Regions from separate parts of the Homo sapiens genome. Here regions 1 and 2 are each linked to region 3. Evidence: chromatin loops called from intact Hi-C (ENCODE). Cell type or tissue: mammary epithelial cell. All regions are shown on one strand.

What was found. A loop is a pair of places that touch in the nucleus more often than their neighbours do. Peaks named below come from ENCODE experiments on the same cell type or tissue, not always from the same donor. Only the 100,000 strongest peaks of a DNase experiment are listed, where the experiment ranks them.
Region 1: it touches region 3 in a loop (9-fold over the local background); 59 of 110 quality-filtered maps call a loop at or near these places.
Region 2: a loop joins it to region 3, with 7 times the contacts of the local background. A loop is called at or near these places in 7 of 110 quality-filtered maps.

The regions. Positions count from the first base shown.
Region 1 is chr3:9,066,062-9,068,561 of GRCh38, forward strand. All of the region lies in intron 4 of SRGAP3 (SLIT-ROBO Rho GTPase activating protein 3), which reads right to left. Among named protein-coding and RNA genes, the nearest start is that of RAD18, 100 kb to the left of the region's middle. In mammary epithelial cell, a CTCF peak has its summit at 1,490 (motif pointing left); no DNase peak of the experiment used is centred here.
Region 2 is chr3:9,174,617-9,177,116 of GRCh38, forward strand. The region is part of intron 1 of SRGAP3 (SLIT-ROBO Rho GTPase activating protein 3); the gene reads right to left. Among named protein-coding and RNA genes, the nearest start is that of SRGAP3-AS2, 17 kb to the right of the region's middle. In mammary epithelial cell, no CTCF peak of the experiment used is centred here; a DNase peak (open chromatin) is centred at 1,035; H3K27ac peaks cover 1,795 bases.
Region 3 is chr3:9,301,354-9,303,853 of GRCh38, forward strand. It overlaps a transcript of SRGAP3 not described here. Among named protein-coding and RNA genes, the nearest start is that of SRGAP3-AS4, 53 kb to the left of the region's middle. RefSeq lists a silencer at 1,398-1,507. In mammary epithelial cell, a CTCF peak has its summit at 1,392 (motif pointing left); DNase peaks (open chromatin) are centred at 648 and 1,298; H3K4me3 peaks cover 587 bases; H3K27ac peaks cover 579 bases.

The sequences.
Region 1 (2,500 bases), 240 kb before region 3:
GTGCTGGTATTATAGGTGTGAACCACCACACCCAGCCCTTAATGAATTTTTTTAATTCATTACCATTTTCTGAGCAGGCATACTTTTAGTAGCCTGAACACTGGCTGGGCTGCTCCATACCAACAGCATTTTTACTGGTCCCCAACCAGAAATGTACTTTTCTTCTGCAATGCCAAGTGTATGATCATCTTTCTATGCTAAGAAACAAAGAAACTTCTGGAATCCATGGCTCCTGGGCCTTGTTCATTCTCTTCTGTGGCTTGGATTACTGTAACAGCTAACAGAGCCAAGGCTTCCCCCAGGAATGAAACGTGCTCCTATCTAACCAAGCCCTGTAAGTCAGAGAACTCAGAATGAATTCCTGGCCAACCCTAAAATCTTATTCCTTGTCATTTGAAGTGCTGTGAAGTGCGTTTATTAGAATGAGGAATTCTGTGACTTTATTTTTTCTTTTTGAGACAGAGTTTCACTCTTGTTGCCCAGGCTGGAGTGCAGTAGCATGATCTTGGCTCACTGCAACCTCCACCTCCTGGGTTCAAGTGATTCTCCTGCCTCAGCCTCCTGAGTAGCTGAGATTACAGGCACCCGCCACAATGCCCGGCTAATGTTTATATTTTAGTAGAGATGGGGTTTCACCGTGTTGGTCAATCTGGTCTTGATCTCCTGACCTCAGGTGATCCTCCCGCCTTGACCTCCCAAAGTGTTAAGATTACAGGCGTGAGCCACCACGCCCAGGCTCTGTGACTTTTATCATTAAATCACAGCATTGATTCATTGTTCAGAAAGTTGCCTTTGCCACTGGCCAGGAGTCAATGTGGCAACATATATTGTAGATCATGGAAGGTAAGAATATGGACAAGTGTCTGGGCTGAATCCTGATGGTCCCACTCCTTAGCTGTGTGACCTTGGACAAGTCACACAACCTCTCTGACCTCTGCTTCCTCGTCTGTAAAAATGGGATAAAAATTTACTTCCTATGCTTGTTATGAGCACTAAATGAGTTAATTTCTGTAAAGTGCTGAGAACAATACCTTCCACATAGTAAGAGCCATGGAGGTATCTATCAGATGCTACCACCACCACCACCACCATCATCATCATTATTATCCCTGATTTGGGCTCAGGGTTTAAGAACCTGAAACATGCTCACTTGGAAATGCTTACAAGCTCTGGAGAACATTAACTAATGTGAAAAAAAATATATTTTTATGCCATGTTTCTCCCTTCTTCCTTCATCCTAAAAATCCCCCAAACTTGGAAAACAATACATGGATTTAAAATGCAGTCAACTTTTCTTCATGGGTCTTGGTGGAAAGACGGCTTCTCTGCGTTCCGTCCATTTTTGCTCATTTGCGATCTCCCTAAGACTCCAAAAAACCCCCTTCTTGCTGATTTCATCCTCTGTGTATGCCAGTTCCACCAAGATCACATCCAAATAACTCAATGGACCAGAATATGTGCCATATTGATGCGTTCTCGACATCTAGTGGCCAAAAGGGGTGACTGCAGACTTGCAGATAATCAAAGCAGGCGCCTATTTTGATGATCTTCATGCCTTGGTTAAAAGGACACTGGGGCCTGTCAGGGGAGGCGGCGGGAGGGAGAGCATCAGGATAAATAGCTAACGCATGTGGGGCTTAATGCCTAGGTGATGGGCCTATAGGTGCAGCAAACCACGATGGCACACGTTTACCTATGTAACAAACCTGCGTGTCCTGCACATGTATCCTGGAACTTAAAATAAAAATAAAATAAATGAGTCCATTGAGTTATTTGGATATGGTCTTGGTGGAACTGGCATACAGAGAGGATGAAATCAGCAAGAAGGGGGTTTCTAGGAGTTTTAGGGAGATTACAAATGAGCAAAAATGGATGGAATGTAAAGAAGAAATAAAATAAAATAGGTGTGGCTAAAGTGTGAGAACGCCTGCTGCGGCTGTCTCCAGGACCCCACCTTCCCCCTTCTCGACATGTCCCTCCACATCCACAGACAACCCTGGGTTCTTTGCCTCACCACCATATTGCTGGTGTTTTTCATGTCTGGATCCCATCCCCGTCTGCGTTCAATGATTCCTGCTACATCTCCTTTTTCTATTTTGGCTTCTGAGTCTGCTTGCCTCGCCACGAATCTGTCATCTGTGCTGGGTAGTTCAGGGGAAAAGAGAGCCTTTCTATTTACAGCTAGATCTTCCTGTCCAATCACCATGCATCCATCCACTCTCTCAAGGTCAACAGCCCAGCTGGGTGTTCTCAATTCCCACATATCCTTTGCCTAGTTTTCTTTTTTTATTTTCTCTCCCTTTACATCATTTTCTACTCTTCTTGAGCCACAGAGTACTCTTCCTGCCCTCCGACAGGCCAAACTTCCCAGACAGCCTCTAAACTTCATTCCAAAAATCCCATGCTTGGAGAAGACAACCCAAGTACCCTGGGGCCAAACTCCCTGTGATCTACTCGATTCCTGATTCCAAGAATAACAGTGAACTCCACTGCCGAGGGT
Region 2 (2,500 bases), 130 kb before region 3:
ACAGGCGGGAGTTCACCTAAGGTTTCAGGACCCATGAAAGAATTCCAGCCTCGCCTGACCTTGCCCGTTCTCACCAGAGGGAAGTCGCACCCAGACGGGAGTGAGGGGGCTGGAATCTGCTACTTCTCCTCCAGGGGGACTCCCATTTGCAAAGTTCTCCCCATGTTTTTCATCTCATTTGATCCTCCCGAGGAGGAATCAGTACTCGCAGCTGACAGAGGAGGAAACTGAGGGCAGCAGAAAGCAAGTGTAGGCTTGTTCCTGAGGCTCATGGGAGTGACTGAGGCCCATGTGAGAAATGGGAGCAGCTCAGCAAAGGAAGACACCAGGGAGGCGTCATTCCGTGGACTGGGAGGACTGTGTGCAGGAGTGGGGGTGATAGCACTCAGTGCATGCAGGCACTGCTGGGCCTCATTCCCACAGTCCCCCTACATCCGAAACTCCCCGGGATGCTTAGGAACACAGGCCCTGTCAGCCAAACACCTAGGAGGCTGACAATGGTTTGTTTGTCAGCCAGATGTTCCAACATCATTTAAGCATGAGCTTAAATCCCAAGCCAAAATAATTCCGTTAATTAAAAAAAGAAAGAAAGAACTCATCCATATCTCAGAACTCCCACAGCAGGCTGGTTTCTATCTCTAACAGGGCACTTCACCTGTCTTATACTTTGGTTTCTTATGGTTTCTTCTGCACTGCTCTGTCTCCCCTACTAGACGACGGGTGTCCTACGAAAAGAGAGCATTTTGTTTGCCTCTGTATCCCCAATTCCTAGCACAAGCCAGGGCCACAGAAAGTCCTGGATAAACATTTACAGAATGAATGTGCATTTTGCTGTGAACTCATCATGAACATGACACAGAGCCCTATTCCCCTGAGGGAAGACACAGCTGGATGGTCCCAGAAGGACCCAGCACGGGGAGCCCTCAAGGTGGGGCAGCTCAGGGAAAGGCTGGTCTGCTATGGGGAAAAGCTGGGACTCTGGGTACCCCCAGGCAATGAGGATGCAGCTTTGTGCCGCATTCCTGGCACTCCTAGCACCACGCCTGGTACAGGAAATATTTGTGGAGTTGAGCCTGTGCCAGGTCTACATTCTTTCTGTTCTAGACCATCAACGGAAATCAACACTTTACCAGCATGTCCCAAACCAGGTGTGGTCCTTGGGATGCTTCTACATGTTTAGAGAGAAAAAGGGCTCCGTTATCAGCAAAGGTGATTTCCCACCTCTTGAGGGATTAAAGTGCATAGACACATATCAGACTGGCAGGGGTTGAGCACCAAATCTTCTGTTTCCTAGAAGGTAGCTTGGGATTCTTTTTTTCTTTTGATATGGAGCCTCACTCTGTCACCCAGGCTGGAGTGCGATGGCGCAGTCTCGGCTCACTGCAAACTCCGCCTCCTGGGTTCAAGCGATTCTCCCACCTCAGCCTCCAGAGTAGCTGGGACTACAGGCACGTGCCACCATGCCCGGCTAATTTTTGTATTTTTAGTAGAGATAGGGTTTCGTTATGTTGGCCAGGCTGGTCTCAAACTCCAGACCTCATAATCCACCCGCCTCGGCCTCCTAAAGTGCTGGGATTACAGGCGTGAGCAACCACAACCAGCCTAGCTTGGGATTCTTAATCCCTCCACATGTTCATTTCTCTTCTGTAACACAGGGTGATGATGGCATCTGTCACACAAGGCTATGATGAGATGGCATGAAAATGCATATGAAGGGCCTCATAGGGTACCTACCATGTAGGAAGCCCTTCATAAATGGCAGTTACACTAATGATCATAAGAAATAAATATTACTGTTATTAGTATATGTTGTGACTCTCCAAAAGGAGCACAGATTAGACAGTGTTCCTCAGATTTATTTGACCACAGATTTTACCCACAAGTAATCATCCATGGGACTCCTGTGTTAGTCCATTATTGCACTGCTATAAAGAAATGTCTGAGGTTGGGTAATATATAAGAAAAGAGGTTTAATTGGCTCATGGTTCTGCAGGCTGTACAGGAAGCATGGTGGCACCTGCTTCTGGGGAGGCCTCAGGAGGCTTCCAATCATGGTGGAAGTCAAAGTAGGAGCAGGTGCATCACACTGTAAAAGCAGAAGCAAGTGGGGGGCGGGGAGGAACCACACACTTTTAAACAGCTGTATCTCTCAAGAACTCACTCACTCATCACCAAGGAGATGGGCTAAGCCATTCAAGAGGGATTCCTCCTCTACCCTGACCCAAACTCCTCCCACCAGGCCCTACCCCAACAGTGGGGATCACATTTCAACATGAGATTTGGGCAGGGACAAATATCCAGACTGTATCAACTCCACTTAAAAGACAGAAACCTAAGTCAATAGCAGCAAGGTTATCAGGAGAGCTGGCCTGGGAGGTCCTCATTTGCATGACCTTGCTGCTAATGCCTTGATTTTCCTATTTTTTCTATCCTGAGGTTCTTAACCTGAAGTTCAGAGACTGGCTCTAGGGAAGTGTATGCAACTAAAACTTCAGGAAAA
Region 3 (2,500 bases):
TGCCCAGATGGGTGGCCTTGAGGTTCAGAAGAAACAGGAAGAGGGGAAGGTGGCCCTTAAAGGCTCCATGGCTAACTTAGCTTTAATGTGTAGAGGCCTCTGTGTCAGTCAAAGCACTTTGCAGGGGAGCAGGGAGACATCTGTAAAATTCTCTCTTTTGTGCCACGTAAGAGCAGAAAGAAATCTCACTCTACAGACCATGGTTTCTGTAAGGGGTGGGTCCTGTAGAATTACAGTGAGCACGGCTGATGCCTGTGGCTCCTTTGGGAGCCTGTGTTTGTTGAGGGGCTGTGTTTGTTGTTTTTAACTGGCTTCAAGAGGAGGTAGAATATTGAGTAGTAGTAAAAAGCTTCATCTTTGGCACCAGACAGGAATGAGCGTGGGACGCACTTCTGTCATTAACTGCGTGACCTGGGATAAATGACTTAATCTTGTGTAAGCCTCAACCATGAGAGAGGAACAATAATAGTACCTACTTCACAGGGTTGATCTGCGGATTAATTGAGATCATGGAAATCACAGGTTTCGCATACTGCCTGGCATAACTGCCAATAAACGGCAGTTGTTACTCTGAAAGGATATTGTGGGGTGAGTGAATAGGCGAGGAGTATGATGAATCATCCTGAAATTCTCACCTAAACTCTTCTATCCAGGTAGGGTGCTGGTGAGTCGTCTTGCCGAGAGCTAACATTTTTATTGTGCTTATCATGTGCTTACAACCGTCCTCAGTGCCTTATGTACGTTCACCGAGTCCCCACGGTGACCCAATGAGGTAAGTATTACTATTCCCATTTTAGAGATGGGAAACTTAGTGAGCCCCCAGGGCCCACTGCTGGGTAAGGGGAGGCCAAGGGTTTCCGCGAAGGCAGTTTGACTCCAGGGGCCCTGGCCTTAGCAGTGCATACACTGCTTCTGACTGCAGCTAGAGACGAATGAGAAACGGGAGGGTGCGTCCCTGGGTATCCCCCTCACCCCTCCCCAGCCTGCCTAAACGCTTGCCCTGCTCCCAAACACTCGCTCTACTCCTAGATAGTGGAGCTTTGCGACAGCTCGGCAGAGAAGCACTTCGCTCTGCCCAGCTGCAGCCAGGCATGACATGGTGTCTGCAAGGAAGGGGCTCAGGTGGGCGTGGGGAGCTAGGTCAGGATGCCGCAGGGAGGTAAGAGGCAAATGGGATTCGTCACTGGATAAACTGGGACTCCGCCCCAGCACCACCTGGAGCCTGTGGGTGGCTCTGAGCCCAGGGACATACTCTCGCAGAGCTTTATTTCTCTCCCTCTAAAATGAGAGCTTAGACACGCTCAAAACCCCTGCTGGCTGTAGAACGCCAGGTTCTTGCAGTGAGGAAGGGCTAGCGTCTGCCGCGGGGTGGGTCTTGGCCGGATCCTATCCCGGGGGAAGAGCGCCACCTGGCGAACCGCTCTGAGAATGTCCCAGAACAGCCACTAGGAACAGTCTCCCGGGTACAAGGGGGAGAGGCTCTGCAATCCGAGCAAGGGGCTTCAGTTCTCTGAACCTCAGAATTCGAATGGGTAAAATGACACCGAAGAATGGCAACGAAGATAATACTTAAAGTACCTAATATCTCCCACCACCACCTTTTGTCACCACTTTTGAAATAGTAAATGGTTATAAACCAATGTAGATGATAAATTCTAGAAGTTATACAGCATTTGTTCTGAGCACTCTGACAAGCTGTAACACTGCCTCGATTTTTTCTTACTTATATTTTTTCCTTTACATTTGTTTGTTTGTTTGTTTGTTTGTTTTTAATTGTGGCAAGAACACGTGCCAGGCGCGGTGGCTCATGTCTGTAATCCCAGCACTTTGGGAGGCCTAGGCGGGCAGATTACTTGAGGCCAGGAGTTCAAGACCAGCCTGGCCAACATGGTAAAACCCCATCTCTACTAAAAGTACGCAAATTAGCTGGGCATGGTGGCGCATGCCTGTAGTCCCAGCTACTGAGGAGGCTGAAGCAGGAGAATTGCTTGAACCCGGGAGGTGGAGGTTGCAGCAAGCTGAGATCGCACCACTGCACTCCAGCCTGGGCGACAGAGTGAGACTCCATCTCAAAAAAAAAAAAAAAAGAACACTTAACATAAGACCTACCCTCTTAATGGATTTTCCAGTACACAATACAGCAGTATTAACTATATACTACACCTATATAGAGATCTCTAAAACTTAATCATCTTGCATACCTGAAATTTTATCCTTGTTGATTTAGCTAACACTTTTTGAGTGTTTGTGATGTGATAAGCCTTGTTCTAAGCATTTTATTTATATTAATTTATTTAATCTTCAAAATAGCCATGAGGAAGGTATAGAATGACTGCTCAAGTCACTGGCTTAATCCACAAGAGACTGCACCAATTTGAAAAGTCTACAATAATAACATTTGGAAGGCGATTTACACTTGATAAACATTACTTCATTTAATCCACACAACAGCCTGTTAAGATCAACATTATCTTCATCTTAAAATAAGGAAACTGAAGAC